Linked DNA regions of Homo sapiens: region 1 is linked to region 2. Evidence: read pairs that join two places in POLR2A ChIA-PET (ENCODE). Cell type or tissue: GM12878. All regions are shown on one strand. Links, peaks and the distances in the headings refer to the core of each region. The heading gives the core; the rest is flanking DNA. Region 1 overlaps TSC22D2 (TSC22 domain family member 2). Region 2 has its middle 23 kb from the start of TSC22D2.

The links. ChIA-PET counts read pairs that join two places held together with the same protein. Peaks named below come from ENCODE experiments on the same cell type or tissue, not always from the same donor. Only the 100,000 strongest peaks of a DNase experiment are listed, where the experiment ranks them.
Region 1: POLR2A ChIA-PET joins it to region 2 with 5 read pairs; 2 of 35 experiments call an interaction of 5 or more read pairs at or near these places.

Annotation. Positions count from the first base shown.
Region 1 is chr3:150,442,803-150,449,602 of GRCh38, forward strand. The region is part of intron 1 of TSC22D2 (TSC22 domain family member 2); the gene reads left to right. Among named protein-coding and RNA genes, the nearest start is that of TSC22D2, 38 kb to the left of the region's middle. In GM12878, for the core only: no CTCF peak of the experiment used is centred there; no DNase peak of the experiment used is centred there.
Region 2 is chr3:150,382,241-150,389,040 of GRCh38, forward strand. No RefSeq gene overlaps it. Among named protein-coding and RNA genes, the nearest start is that of TSC22D2, 23 kb to the right of the region's middle. RefSeq lists enhancers at 2,389-2,638, 3,011-3,180, 3,239-3,548. In GM12878, for the core only: a CTCF peak has its summit at 2,878; DNase peaks (open chromatin) are centred at 2,811, 3,341 and 4,479; H3K4me3 peaks cover 1,994 bases; H3K27ac peaks cover 3,003 bases.

The sequences.
Region 1 (6,800 bases), core at 1,206-6,205, 61 kb after region 2:
AAAATTAGCTAGACATGATGGCACATGCCTGTAATCCCACTGAGGCAGAAGGATCACTTGAGCCCAGGAGTTTAAGGCAGCAGAGAGCTATGATGGCGCCATTGCATTCCAACCTGGAAGACAGCAAGACTATGTGTTATAAAATAAGGTGAGAGATGGGATTCAAACCTGGGTATAACTCCAGAACCAATGCCCTTTTATTTAATATCACATCTCAGAATTTATCTTCTGAGTTTTGAATTATAAAACTGAGTTAGAAGGGAATTTAATGGTCATTTATTCTAACCACCTATCCTATACTTGGATCATGTCTACAGTGTTCCTTTCAAGTTGTCATCCAGCCTCTGAATACCTCCAGTGATGTCTTACTTTTGCATCCTGGTCTCTTTTTGTATTTATAAACCTCTCATAAACCCTTTCTGTAAAATAGGGAATCTTAAAATGTGAAGCAGAAAAATCAGATGATTGCCATCACTTGAAGCATATATAAGCAGCACTAAAAAGTCTGTGGAGACATTGAACTGGGTACATCCTCTAGATATTTCTGTATTTTCATAGCTGCTATAATCAAGAATGTGGTTTCCAGTTCATGGCCGTAAGTCACTGGTTTTAGTACATAGTCATAAAGTTCTTTTTCAAAAATGGATAAGGAGACATTGCTTAATAACTTAGAGATCACAAGGACGTTTCTCTACTTATTGATTCTAGTGATGATACAAGGACTTCATGGGAAACCTTTATATGTGACCTGATCCTCAATGTAAAAAGAGTGAAATAAATGTGAATGACTTCAGACTCCTGGATCTAGTTTACATATAACTTGCACTTATTCATGAGTCATGCTTAAAGGCATGGTAGTTTGAATTGTCTTTTTTATCTGACCAAAAGCATTTAGGATTTTTAATTCACCCTTTAGACTTAATTTTGATTCAGTAGAGAGTGAGATTAGTCAGCTGAGAGAACACATAGATACTTATGAGGCATGATTATACAATCAAGCTTTTCACCAGATTTACAAATGGTTTCTCCTTAAATCCATGATTCTAATGTAAAAAAGTCTCTGTCAAGGTTTTTATCTTAAGATCATTAAGTTTTTAACATCCACTTTATTATCCATGAAGTCTTCTATGATTTAGTCATCACCATGATCAGTATATGGAGTTACCAAGTTTCACTGGCCATGGCAGCAGTAACCTGGAAATTCATAGAGCCTAGCCCTTTTCTGTTACTCAAACTTGAACCCGTTTTTCTATTTACATCAGTTGCCTATATTACATAGAAACTGGCGCACTTTCCTTCTTTCTCAGTAGGTAACAACCAGATGCAAGGAACATCAAAAACCTACCTTTATTGGGGAGAAAAAAATTCTCGAGGTCTGCCCATATTTTACTGTGTTCCAGCGATACCCTTAATTAGTTTCTAATAGTTTAAATAGTTGGTTAATTTCTTAGATCTTTGTCCTGGCATGATGAGCTCAATATAACATCTGTTTATACCAAACTTATAAAATATAATTAGATAATATATTGTAAGTTGTATTCTGTCTTTTTCTTCAAGTAATATGTTTACTATCAATTATATGCAGAGTAGTGTTGTAATAAGTAGACCCTGGAGATGGACAGTTTCTGCTTTTAAGGTTTAATTCAAGAGAAAGGAACATTTGATAAAGACAAAAAAATTATGGACGAATCAGAGAAGTGGAGCCTGTTGGCAAGAAAGGAAGAAGGCTAAGGAAAATGTAGGTGGAGCATTCCATCTCAAGTGACAGTCTTATCTCTGGAATCTAAATCGATTTAACAAATTTCAGGTCATGATGTAAGTGTAGAATTCATCATAAAAGATTTCACACAAACTATTGTAAAATTCTGTCATTCACCATGTCTAAATTATTAGAATTATTACCTAAAAGAATTCAAGGACATGAATCTAGACTGAAATGATAAAAACTTAGATGTTAAACTTTTTGTCTCTGAAAATGTGCCTACTTGAGTGCAGTTTTGCTTGAGTGAAAAAAACCTAATGACCCTTTAGATTTTATAGTAGTGCTATTTTTTACTTTATGTCAGAATCCCTTTGAATAAGGTAATTCTAAAGCAGTGATTCTCAGCTAGGGTAATAATTTGTTTAAAAGCAAACAACACGTTATACCACTTTTCTTATTTGCTTTTAGTAATATTTATTGTTGAATTTTCATATAACACTACTAAAGGAAGACCTGGGATATTTTTAAATACTCTTTTTGGAAATTTTTATTTGAATTAAATTAGTTATATTTCAGTGGGCTTTGGAAAAATTTCCCACAGTAAGTTAAGATTATTTTACTCTAAATAATGAAACATCGAGATCCCAAAGAAGATCCGTAAGAATGTTATTAATGTCCAGTCCACGGGAATCCTGTGTTTAATATGCCTTGTACAGGAGAATCGCTTGAACCCAGGAGGCGGAGGTTGCACTGAGCAGAGATCGCGCCATTGCACTCCAGCCTGGGTGACAAGAGCAAGACTCTGTCTCAAAAATAATAATAATAATAATAATAATAATAATAATAATAATAATAAGCCTTGTAAATGTAAATCTCAAGTCAAACAATTTTTATTAACATATACTTTGTGGCTGCATTAAATCTTTAACATTTAATTGAATACAAAAAATCAATTAAGGAATAACTAGGATTTTATTTTGGGTGAAACATAAATATAAAACCTGTTTCTTAATACTAATCATAATTGATTTTTATTCATGTTTCACTGCCTTGGGAGATTAACTCTTATTTAATTTTCCCAAGATACACTGGGAAAGTAGACCTTATAAAGTGTCAAAGTCCAAATTGATCCAAATGATAAAAGGAACTAATTGGGTTGTTGTGTGTACTGTTGTAAACAGTCTCACATAATCCTTATAGCCGTCCTTTAAGATATGTACAACTGTATCCCATTTTATAGTTGAGGAAACTAGTTTCAGTATGTTAACTTGCTAGGATCACCCCACTAGTAAGTGGTTGGAGTTTGGATTAAAAGTCAGCTAGCCTCACGCCTGTAATTCCAGCACTTTGGGAGGCCGAGACAGGTGGATGACAAGGTCAGGAGTTCGAGACCAGCCTGGCCAACACAGTGAAACCCCATTTCTACTAAAAATACAAAAAGTAGCTGGGCATGGTGGTGCACACCTGTAGTCCCAGCTACTCGGGAGGCTGAGGCAGGAGAATCGCTTGAACCTGGGAGGTGGAGGTTGTGGTGAGCTGAGATTGTGCCACTGCACTCCAGCCTGGGCAACAGATCGAGACTCCATCTCAAAAAAAAAAAAAAAAAAAAATCAGCTAGTCTAATTCTAAAGTCTATGCTTTTAAGCCATTTTATTATTCTGTGTGAATTCAACTTTTTGCTTAGACAACTGCTGAGTGAGAAACTGTCTTACCCCTCAGAATGTCTGACCCCAGAATGAAGTGGAGAAGAAAAAATACTTTAGACAAGAGATAATAAACTGAAACGTAGACAACTTTAATTCTTCAGGGCCTGTATTTAGAGTGTTGCCTTTATATTTGTTGAAAGTGAAAAATGTAATCCTTGGCTGGGTACGGTGGCACACGCCTATAATCCCAACATTTTGGGAGGCCAAGGCAGGAGGATCACTTGAGCCCAGGAGTTTGAAACCAGCATGGGCAACAGAGTGAGATCTGTCTTTACAAACAAGTCAAAACATTTTTAAAAAGAAAGATGTAATTCTTTGCTCAAACCCAAGCCACTATAATTTTAAAAAACATTCCAAATGGAAAACATTCATTGATTTATTAAAAATAAAGACTAGGCTTTCCCCCCACCCCCAATATGATATATTCTGTTCATTTCATTAAGGAATGATGGCCATGCTTGTGCTCTCCCTTTAGTCTAAATCAGAATCAAGCAACTGTCTCTTTAAAAACCCCATGATATTCTTCTGAGTTTAGCCCTATTTTGAAACGGTCCCTTGACAACCTTTATTTATTACTGTACTTGGACTTTAGGAGACAGATTAGGAAGGAGACTTGGTAGCAAAGAAAAATTAGTTAATAACTTTGGAGCAAATTCTAGTCACGAAATCCCAGTGACTAGCCTAATATAATTTTACTTTGTCAAATATATTGTTCATAGAATTATGCTTTTTCTAGAAAGCTATTTTAACTAACATTTCTGCACTTTCAAGAAATAGGCATAAAGAAAAGAAATAGGCAAAATGAAAAGATGAGCAAAAATTATGTGCTTTTCACTGGTATTTGGCTTTTGGTATATACATATACCAAAGGGGATAGTCTCATTTTTACTTTAGTCAGGCCTCACTGTAGAAATGGGATTGAGAAGATATTTAAACAAGGCGTCTAAACAAGAATGACTTTAATAAAAAGAAATAATATGTTGAATGCTTGAGAAAGAGGAGGCAAATGTGAGGCCATTAGATGAAAAGAATAAGTAGCATTCCTAAGAATAGTTTCTTCCCAAGCCCATCTTTTTCCATGACTCTTTACATGTTAGTGTTCTCCAGTGTTTTGGCCCCACTTGTCTTTTCATTGTTTATGCAAGTTTGTTTTCTCCTATGGTTTGAGTCGCCTACTGCATTCTTACAACTTTCAAATCTAGACTTCTAGGCCAGAGATTACTCTGGAGTTCTCAATACCTATATCCAGCAGCCTTCTCTCTATATTTCTCCAACAGGATTCTACATTTCCATGTCTCCAAATTCAGTAGTCCCAAGTGAAACTTAAATTTCTTTTCTCGTCTTTATTTGCAGTGCTTTATTTGCACCACCTACTCCCCACCCCACTTCATCCCCCCACCAAATCTAGCCACCTTTCTGTGATACACCAGCCAACTCCTAGTTGCTCCAAGAATAAAGCCCCAGGCATCCTTAGCATTTTCTTTGTCACAGATAGTCTCTTTTCCTTATCATCTCACTGATCTCTCAAGATTCTGTATGCTTCAATTGAAACTTGAAATATGTTCTAATCCCTCTCACCCTGTTTTTCCTCTGAGGTACCAGTGTACATCTAAGTCTAGGTAACTGTCAGTCTTACACTATTTTTCCAGTCACCAAGAAATAATTTAAAGTAGCAGGTATTATAGTGTCGAGTTTTTAATTTGGGCTTACATCCCTTGGTATGTATTATTCACTCCTCAATAATGTGCTGTCATCAGATTAGGTAGTTGCTGCTATGTAAACAGTAAAATGAAATCTCTTTCAAGAGAGCCTGCTCTAAATGTTAAGTACTTCAATATCAAGGAAAATGCCACCCTCCTCATACCCCTTTCTCCTGTCCTTTCTTAGGTCTTACTCAGAGGAAGGAAATAATCTTTTCAACCTGTTAAACTTTGCCTATTGTTAGTCTATTAAGAAATAATGATTTCATCTAATAAGAAATAATGCTACGTAGGATGACTGCTTCCTGTAATCCTAGCTACTCAGGAGGCCAAGGTGGGAGGATTGCTTTAGCCTAGGAGTTAGAGACCAACCTGGGCAACAGGGTGAGGCCCTGTTGCTAACAACAAATTTTAAAAATCAGCTGGGAATGGTGGTGCACACCTGTAGTTCCAGCTGCTTGGGTGACTGCGACTGAAGCAGGAGGATTGCTTGAGCCCAGGAGTTTGAGGCTGCAGTGAACCATGATCATGCCACTGCACTCCAGCCTGGGCATCACAAGACCCCATCTCTATAAAAACAACAACTAGCTAGCACACAAAGTCAAGTATCTTAAATAAATGTAATTCCATATTATTATAACATTTAAGTATTAACTTGAAATAGGATATTAATTAAACTTTGTTTGGAATATTTGGACTGTAATAGTGAAATTGCTGTGCAAATTTTACTTTTGTATCAGTCTTCAATTTCTCCAGACTAAATTCTTATCTCTTCCATTTTGAATGTTTTAATAGATTTTTAGTTCAGCTAGTTTTAAAACGAAGTTTCTTTAAAATGGCTCTACAAGAAAAAAGTAATTTTATCAGAATTTTACTACCAAATATTAAAATGATCCCCCCAAAATATCATAACTTGGAAATGTGAAAGAGATCTGGAAAAAGAAGATAATGTTAATTTTAATCTTGTATATATATATATATATATAATTAGGGGATAAATTTTTAATGTAACATTTTTATTGTGTAAGTTTACATGACTTTTTGTATTATAGATCTTTACCACAAATTTTTACCATTTGCTTACCAGATTTACTTTGAATAAACAGAAATCGCTGTACTGGGAGCTATAAACATAATTTACATCACATTCTCAGATGGTTATAATTCACTCTAAACCAAGAAACAGGATTTTTACAAATCACAAATATCACTTATGTTGATCATTGTTTTGTTTGTTGAATATAGTACCTTATCTTGCAGAATGAAATAGTTGCTAGAGAAAATAGAGTTGGCACCTCTTCCCTCCTTTCTCCCTTTCCTATTTTCTGTCATTGCTTTTCCTGTCTGCCATTTGTTCATGTCTGGAGTTTACACTGTAAAAGATAACTCCTTCATGAGTCATTTTCATTTTGGAACATGTTTTTCATTGTTCTTCAAAATGTAGTAGAAGTACTCTTGCTTCTATCTCTGTCCTGCATCTGCCTGCCTTCCCAAACAGCCACTTTCTTAATGTGTGTATATCCTTCTTTATGTGTATATAAGCAAATCAATGTATATTATCTTCTTTAATGTAAATTATAATGTATTGTGCACACATCTGTACCTTTACTTTTAAAGATCTCCAGAATACATTGTTCCCATCTCAGTACTAGAAAAGTATCTTTGTGGTTTTTTAATAGATGCATACTATTT
Region 2 (6,800 bases), core at 871-5,870:
AGTTGAAAAATAGGCAAACAATTTGAGGAAACATTTTACAAAACAGGATATCCAAGTGACTGATAAACATATGAAATGAAAACCACAATGAGATGCCACTACCTAACCACCACAGTGACCAAAATTTTCCAGCATTTCTTTAAGTGAACATATCATCATTACAATTAAAAATACACATTTTGGCTGGGCGCGGTGGCTCACACCTGTAATCCATCATTTTGGGAGACCAAGGTAAGTGGATCACCTAAGGTCAGGAGTTCGAGACCAGCCTGGCCAACATGGTGAAAACCCATCTCTACTACAAATACAAAATATTAGTCAGGCGTGGTGGCACGCACCTGTAATCCCAGCTACTCAGGATCCTGAAGCAGGAGAATTGTTTGAACTCAGGAGGTGGAGGTTGCAGTGAGCCGAGATCACCCTATTGCTCTCCAGCCTGGGTGACAAGAGTGAAACTCCGTCTCAAAAACAAACAAACAAACAAACAAAAAAACACATATGATCGATATGCTCCTGCTGAATTTATATGAAAAGAATAAATATATATGTCTTGTCTGTCTAGGTAAAAGAAGAATATCAAGTAAACTATTACCTTCAATGGCCTTGCCTTTTTAGACTGTGCATATGAAGTGTTGACAAGAAAGTGAAACAGGTAGAACTTTTAAACATGACTGCCAAGAGTGTATAATTGGTATAGCCACTTTGGAGAACTGTTTAGCATTATCTATTAAAGCTGAACATATGCTCGCCACATAACCCAACACTCCCTTTCCTAGGAGAGAAAGGAGTGCACATATCCACTAGAAGAGATTTATAAAAATGTTAATAGCAGCACCATTTATAATGGCTTAAGATGAGAAAACAACACAAATGTCCATTAAAAATGGAATGTTTAAATAAACTGTAGTATATTCATACAATGGAATACTATACAACAACAAAAATGAGCCATAGGCTGGGCACGGTGGCTCATACCTGCAATCCCAGCACTTTGGGAGGCCAAGGCGGGTGGATCACTTGAGGCCCAGAGTTCGAGACCAACCTGGCCAACCTGGTGAAACCCCATCTCTATTAAAAATACAAAAATTAGACAGGCGTGGTGACAGGTGCCTGTAATCCCAGCTACTTTGGAGGCTGAGGCAGGAGAATCATTTGAACCCAGAAAGCAGAGGTTGCAGTGAGCCGAGATCATACCATCACATGATCTGGGCTCTGGCAACAGAGCGAGACTCTGTCTCAAAAGAAAAGAAAAGGAAAGGAAATGAGCCATATACAAAAACTGAATGGCTCTCACAAGCAAGATGGGAAGTGGCACCCCCCCAAAAAATACTACATACTACTGTATGATTCCATTTATTAAAAAGTCCAAAACCAGGGGCCGAGGGGAGAAGATCTATGCTTTAAAAGTCAGGATCATGATAACACTTTCAGCATAGTGCCTGGAAGGGGATATGAGGGAGGCTTTTGGGGTGCTGTTATGTTCTCTTTCTGGAGCGCTGTCCTAGTCTGTTGGTTACATGGGTATATTCACTTTGTGGCATTCATCAAGCTGCACACTTACAATTTGTGCATTTTCTGTATGTTATACTACAATAAAATTTATATTAAAAAATCTTTTTATACATATTTGTATAACATATTTTCTTTTTTTGTACTTTTTCTATATTTGATTTCCTTAAGTGAACATATCACCACTGTAATAATAAAAGACAAATACTGTTTTTATGCTCCTGCCAGGATTTATACAAAAAGAACAAACCAGACTTATCAACATATAGGTGGTCTTGCCTGCCTAGACAAAAGAAAAAGTTTTAAGCAATTTCCTTCAATGGTCTGGAAAATTGTGTCAAAATGTCAACCTGATATCAAATACATCTTATATGAAATAGATTATTGAGGTGCTGTGAAGTAGCCTTGGATAAATATGGTCAAGAACAAACTGCCTCTTCAATATCAGGAACTTCCTGCTTTAGAAAGTATCTGAAAAACTGCCTCAGTTTGCCTATAAATCCTAGCACAGCAATAGTTTACCTGACAATTGGACATTTTAAATACCACATCAGAAGTCCAGTGAAATGCATTTTAATAAGTCACAGGATACCCCAGCTTTCTTCTAATATAAGAAGTAAATTAAAAAAAAAAAAAGCAGCCTGGGCAACATGGGAAAACCCGGTCTTTACAAAAAATACAAAAATTAGCCGGGCATAGTGGTGTGTGCCTATAATCCCATCTACTCGAGAGGCTGAGGTGGGAGGATTGCTTGAGACTGGGAGGTCAGGGCTGCAATGAGCCATGATCGCGCCACTGCACTCCAGCCTGAACAACAGATCCAGACCCTGTCTCAGAAAAAATAACAATAAAAAAAAGAAAGAAAGAAATGAGAGTAAATGTTTTCTCATTCTGTCCTTCTCTTCTCCTTCTTTGCTTGTCTCTTCTCTCTCCCTTTTCTTTTCTTCTCTTCCTCTTTTTCTTCCCTTTCCCTATTTAATCTCAGTCATGCGATCGCCAGTGAGGCTAGAAAGTTTTAAGTTTAGTTCTCCTAGTGTTTGAAACACAAGCTGAAGTGAAGGCCCTTGTTATAACTGGGAAATTAGCCTCCAGCCTCTCTAAAATTGGAAGTGCAGAGAGAGAAGGGAAAGTGAACAAGTATCTGTTTCTTCTTCCCTCTCCCGCTCCAGCCCCTCCCCCTTAGTTCTCCAACCCGGGCCTCACTATAGGTCAAAATGAATGCAGCTGCCCAACACTGTGATGCGAGCTCGTTCACACTGACGGACACTTTTCTCATGTTCACGTGGTAGGTCACAGAGCAGTAGGGGAAAGGGAAGTGGTGATGCAGTATCTACTACCTACGCTAGGGGTAGGGGACCAGAAAGTTGCTAGGGGAAAAAAAAATATTCGAACAGTGAAATGGAGCGTGTAACAAAGTGGAGGAGAGTGACTCTTTGAACCGCTATGGTGGCAGGAAGAGCAAATCAGGTGCTGTGTTACAAAAGAACAGGGAAAAAATGTACAAGTGAGATGGTATATATCCAAGTTATTTGAAGACCCTGAAATCCTTCAAATATTAGAGATTATAGCTATGATGCTAAATGCCTTAGGGACTTTCAGAAGAGCTTGTATATTTAAAAGGGGTGCAAAACCTCGAAAATTTATAGGCATCCTAGAAAGTCCCCCAACAGAAACTCTGAAACCTGCATCGAGACTTCCCATTTTACAGTACAAGGAAGGTGGGGGTAGGGGATGGGGTGGTTTCCACCGGGCCCAGCAAAAAAAAGCAGAAAGGTCACCTCCTCCCAATCTGCAAGTATCTGAAATCCCCTCATGGAGGATTGTGACATGAGGCTGAAAGACTCAGAGCACACAGGATGAGACCTCAGGCCAGAGCCAGGTCAGCTCAGCTCGCAAAAGAAGGGTGGGAAGTTCCTACTCTGGTGCTGCTGGCACACCATCCCCCAGAATGGAGGCAGGAGTGGGAGGCAGGCTGCCTGGCAGAACTAGGTGGAGAGGGAAGAAAATGGCCTGAGAATGCTGACTAGATTTGAGTATTTGATGTCTGAAGGGGATTTGGGGTGAGGCAGGGAACAAATGACTTGAAAAGAAAACCACGAAGGCAGATGAAAGACACAAGATAGAAGAGGGGAGGCTAACTATAAGAAAGTGATTGTGGGCAGGTTGAGAGATAGCCATTGGGACAAAAGAAAGTGGTCAGTGAGGGCGAGGAAGGAAGAAATCAGCCTCAGAAGGAGCAGAATTCACACCAGTCTGAAGCCCAAATCTGAAATAGATTCACACATTATTCAAGCCCAAGAGTTGTGGTTTGGGGTGCCCTTATATGGGGCTGGGGGGAGGTGGCAGGAGGGGTTCTTTTTAAATAAATGAACCATAAATGATTCAAAAGATTTTTTTAACTTTTTATTATGAAAAATTGAGCATACAAAAAAGTAAGCAGAATATAATAATGACCTTCATGTACCCAGTACTCTGATCCAACAATTGTCTAATCCTGGTCAATCATGTCATTCAACCACAGCCATTTTCCCGCTTCTCATATTAGTTTTTTTTTTTTTTTTTTTAATTATTGTAGTAATGGCTGGGCACGGTGGCTCACACCTGTAATCCCAGTACTTTGGGAGGCTGAGGCGGGCCGATCACAAGGTCAGGAGTTTGAGACCAGCCTGGCCAACATGGTGAAACCCCATTTCTACCAAAAATACAAAATTATCTGGGTGTGGTTGTGCACACCTGTAATCCCAGTTACTCAGGAGGCTGAGGCAGCAGAATCGCTGGAACCCGGGAGGCAGAGGTTACAGTGAGCTGAGATCATGCCACTGCACTCCAGGCTGGGTGACAAGAGTGAAACTCCATCTCAGAAAAAAAAAAAAAAAAAAGTGACCACAATGTCATTATACCTCAAAAAGTCTTACCATCAGGGGATATTTTGGTGGCATTTCTACATTAAAGCCTCTCTTGTTACTGTACCCAAAAATGCTTGTGCATTTTAGAAGAATTTGGAAAGGTGAGAAGAAATTTTACTAAGAGAAGGGATCAGGAGGTAAAGCTGTATCAGGAACCCTGGGAAGGACAAAGACCTAGCAAGAAAGACTGTTCTAGGCTGGGCACGGTGGCTCACACCTGTAACCCCAACACTTTGGGGGACGAGGCAGGCGGATCACCTGAGGTCAGGAGTTCGAAACCAGCCTGACCAACATAGAGAAACCTCTACTAAAAATACAAAATTAGTTGGGCATGGTGGCGCATGCCTGTAATCCCAGCTACTCGGGAGGCTGAGGCAGGAGAATCACTTGAACCTGGGAGGCAGAGGTTGCTGTGAGCCAAGATTGCGCCATTGTACTCCAGCCTGGGCAACAAGAGCAAAACTCTGTCTCAAAAAAAAAAAAAAAAAAAAAAAAAGATTGTGTTCTGTGGTTGGTCATAGAATACAGCTGTGCAGTGGAGGACATGCGTCTTATAAAACTCCATACTTAGCTCTAGAGAAGTCTGCAGCAATCAGTAGACATCAAAAAGCCAACATTGAAACTGCTCTCATTGAAAGCAGAGAATTAGGGGATCTCTATAGCAGCAAAAATGGTGTTTTCTGTTCTGTCTCCCTTCCCCCAATCTATTGTACTAATATATTATGTGCATCATAAAATATTTAAAAAACGTATCATTAAAGGATGTGATTAAAAAATAAACTTCTTATATTTTTCTCACACTCTAATACATCATCTTGCACCCCTCACTTTGGACACCACAGAGCTTGATTGTCACTGTTACCCCAAGTGTAATCTTTAAGTGGGTGATAGAGAAATCAGGTTTGGCAGGTTGAAAAAGAGCCTAGGGACACCTATGCAAAGGACAGTAGAGGCCAGTGGTCTCAACTCTACTGTACATTAAAGTCGGCCTGGGAGGTTCTGAGAAATGTGAACACTCAGGTCCCACCCCATATGAATCAAATTAGTAATTCAGAAGGTGAAATCTGTGTGGCTTGGTTTTTTTGTTTTGTTTTTTTTTGAGACGGAGTTTCAATCTTGTTGCCCAAGCTGGAGTGCAATGGCGCGATCTTGGCTCACTGCAACCTCTGCCTCCCCAGTTCAAGTGATTCTCCTGCCTCACTCAGCCTCCCGAGTAGCTGGGATACAGGCGCGTGCCACCATGCCCGGCTAATTTTTTTTGTATTTTTAGTAGAAACGGGGTTTCACAATGTTAGCCAGGCTGGTCTCGAATTCCTGACCTCAAGTGATCTGCCTGCCTTGGCCTCCCAAAGTGCTGGAATTATAGGCGTGAAGTTCTGTGCATTTTTAAAAAGTTCCTCCAGTGATTCTTACAGGCAGGGTTGAAAACCCACTGGTGTAGGTGTTTAAAAAAATAGTTGCTTAACGTGAGGATATTAGTTCTGATTTTAAAACATTTTATTCTGCCATTTTCTCATCTAGGAGTGGGACAATGTTTCGCAGGGAAGTGAGAGGAAAAGGAGGGTAGAAAAACTTTAAAGTAGAAATTAGACCTAATAAAAGAATAGTGAAGTTCTCTCGAAAAAGGGTGGTTTTCATTTCTATATTCCAGGTTCTAATTTACTACATCTTAAACTGATCCAAAATTTTGACAGACCTTATTTTCATTCAACCAAAGGCACTTACCCTATTAGATTATTAAAATTATCTAATGACTATTTCATATTGCGATCATGGTTATTTCATATGTCAAAATAATTAATCCCGGCTACTTACATGTTTTCTTTTTAATCAAGTTTATCTCTCAGTTGGGAAAAGAAACAAATCTGATCTTAAAAAGATACAAAGACATTTTCTATCTCTGAGGAACTGACTTCATCAAATTATCCTGGAGGGAAAAGCAAGTACAAAAATATGAACTATAGGCAGCTGGAAAGCAAAATTCTCCACAGTGAATGACACACCAAATCCTGCAGGGAAATATGCACCACAATACTTTGTTTCCTGTGGCTTCCTGCCTGAGGAACACTGAAGAACAGTAAAAATTATTCCAGAAATGATTTCCTCAGCTGTCTCATGGATGAATTTAGCACAGGTATTTGGTCAAAATGTTAAATCACTGTCAAATCCAAACGTGTATATTTATATTTTATATATGTAATCACAGGTTCCTAAAAATGAAGGTTAAAAGAAACTTGAACTGGATTCCATTTTATCACACGCCTGGAATGCTGAAAATGCTGTGGCAAAGTCATCCATTCATTCATCTAAGTGAAAAGCCTATAAAATCATAGGCATCTTCAGCCATATCCTTAAATTTCACCATTTTACGTTTCACCAAAGTTA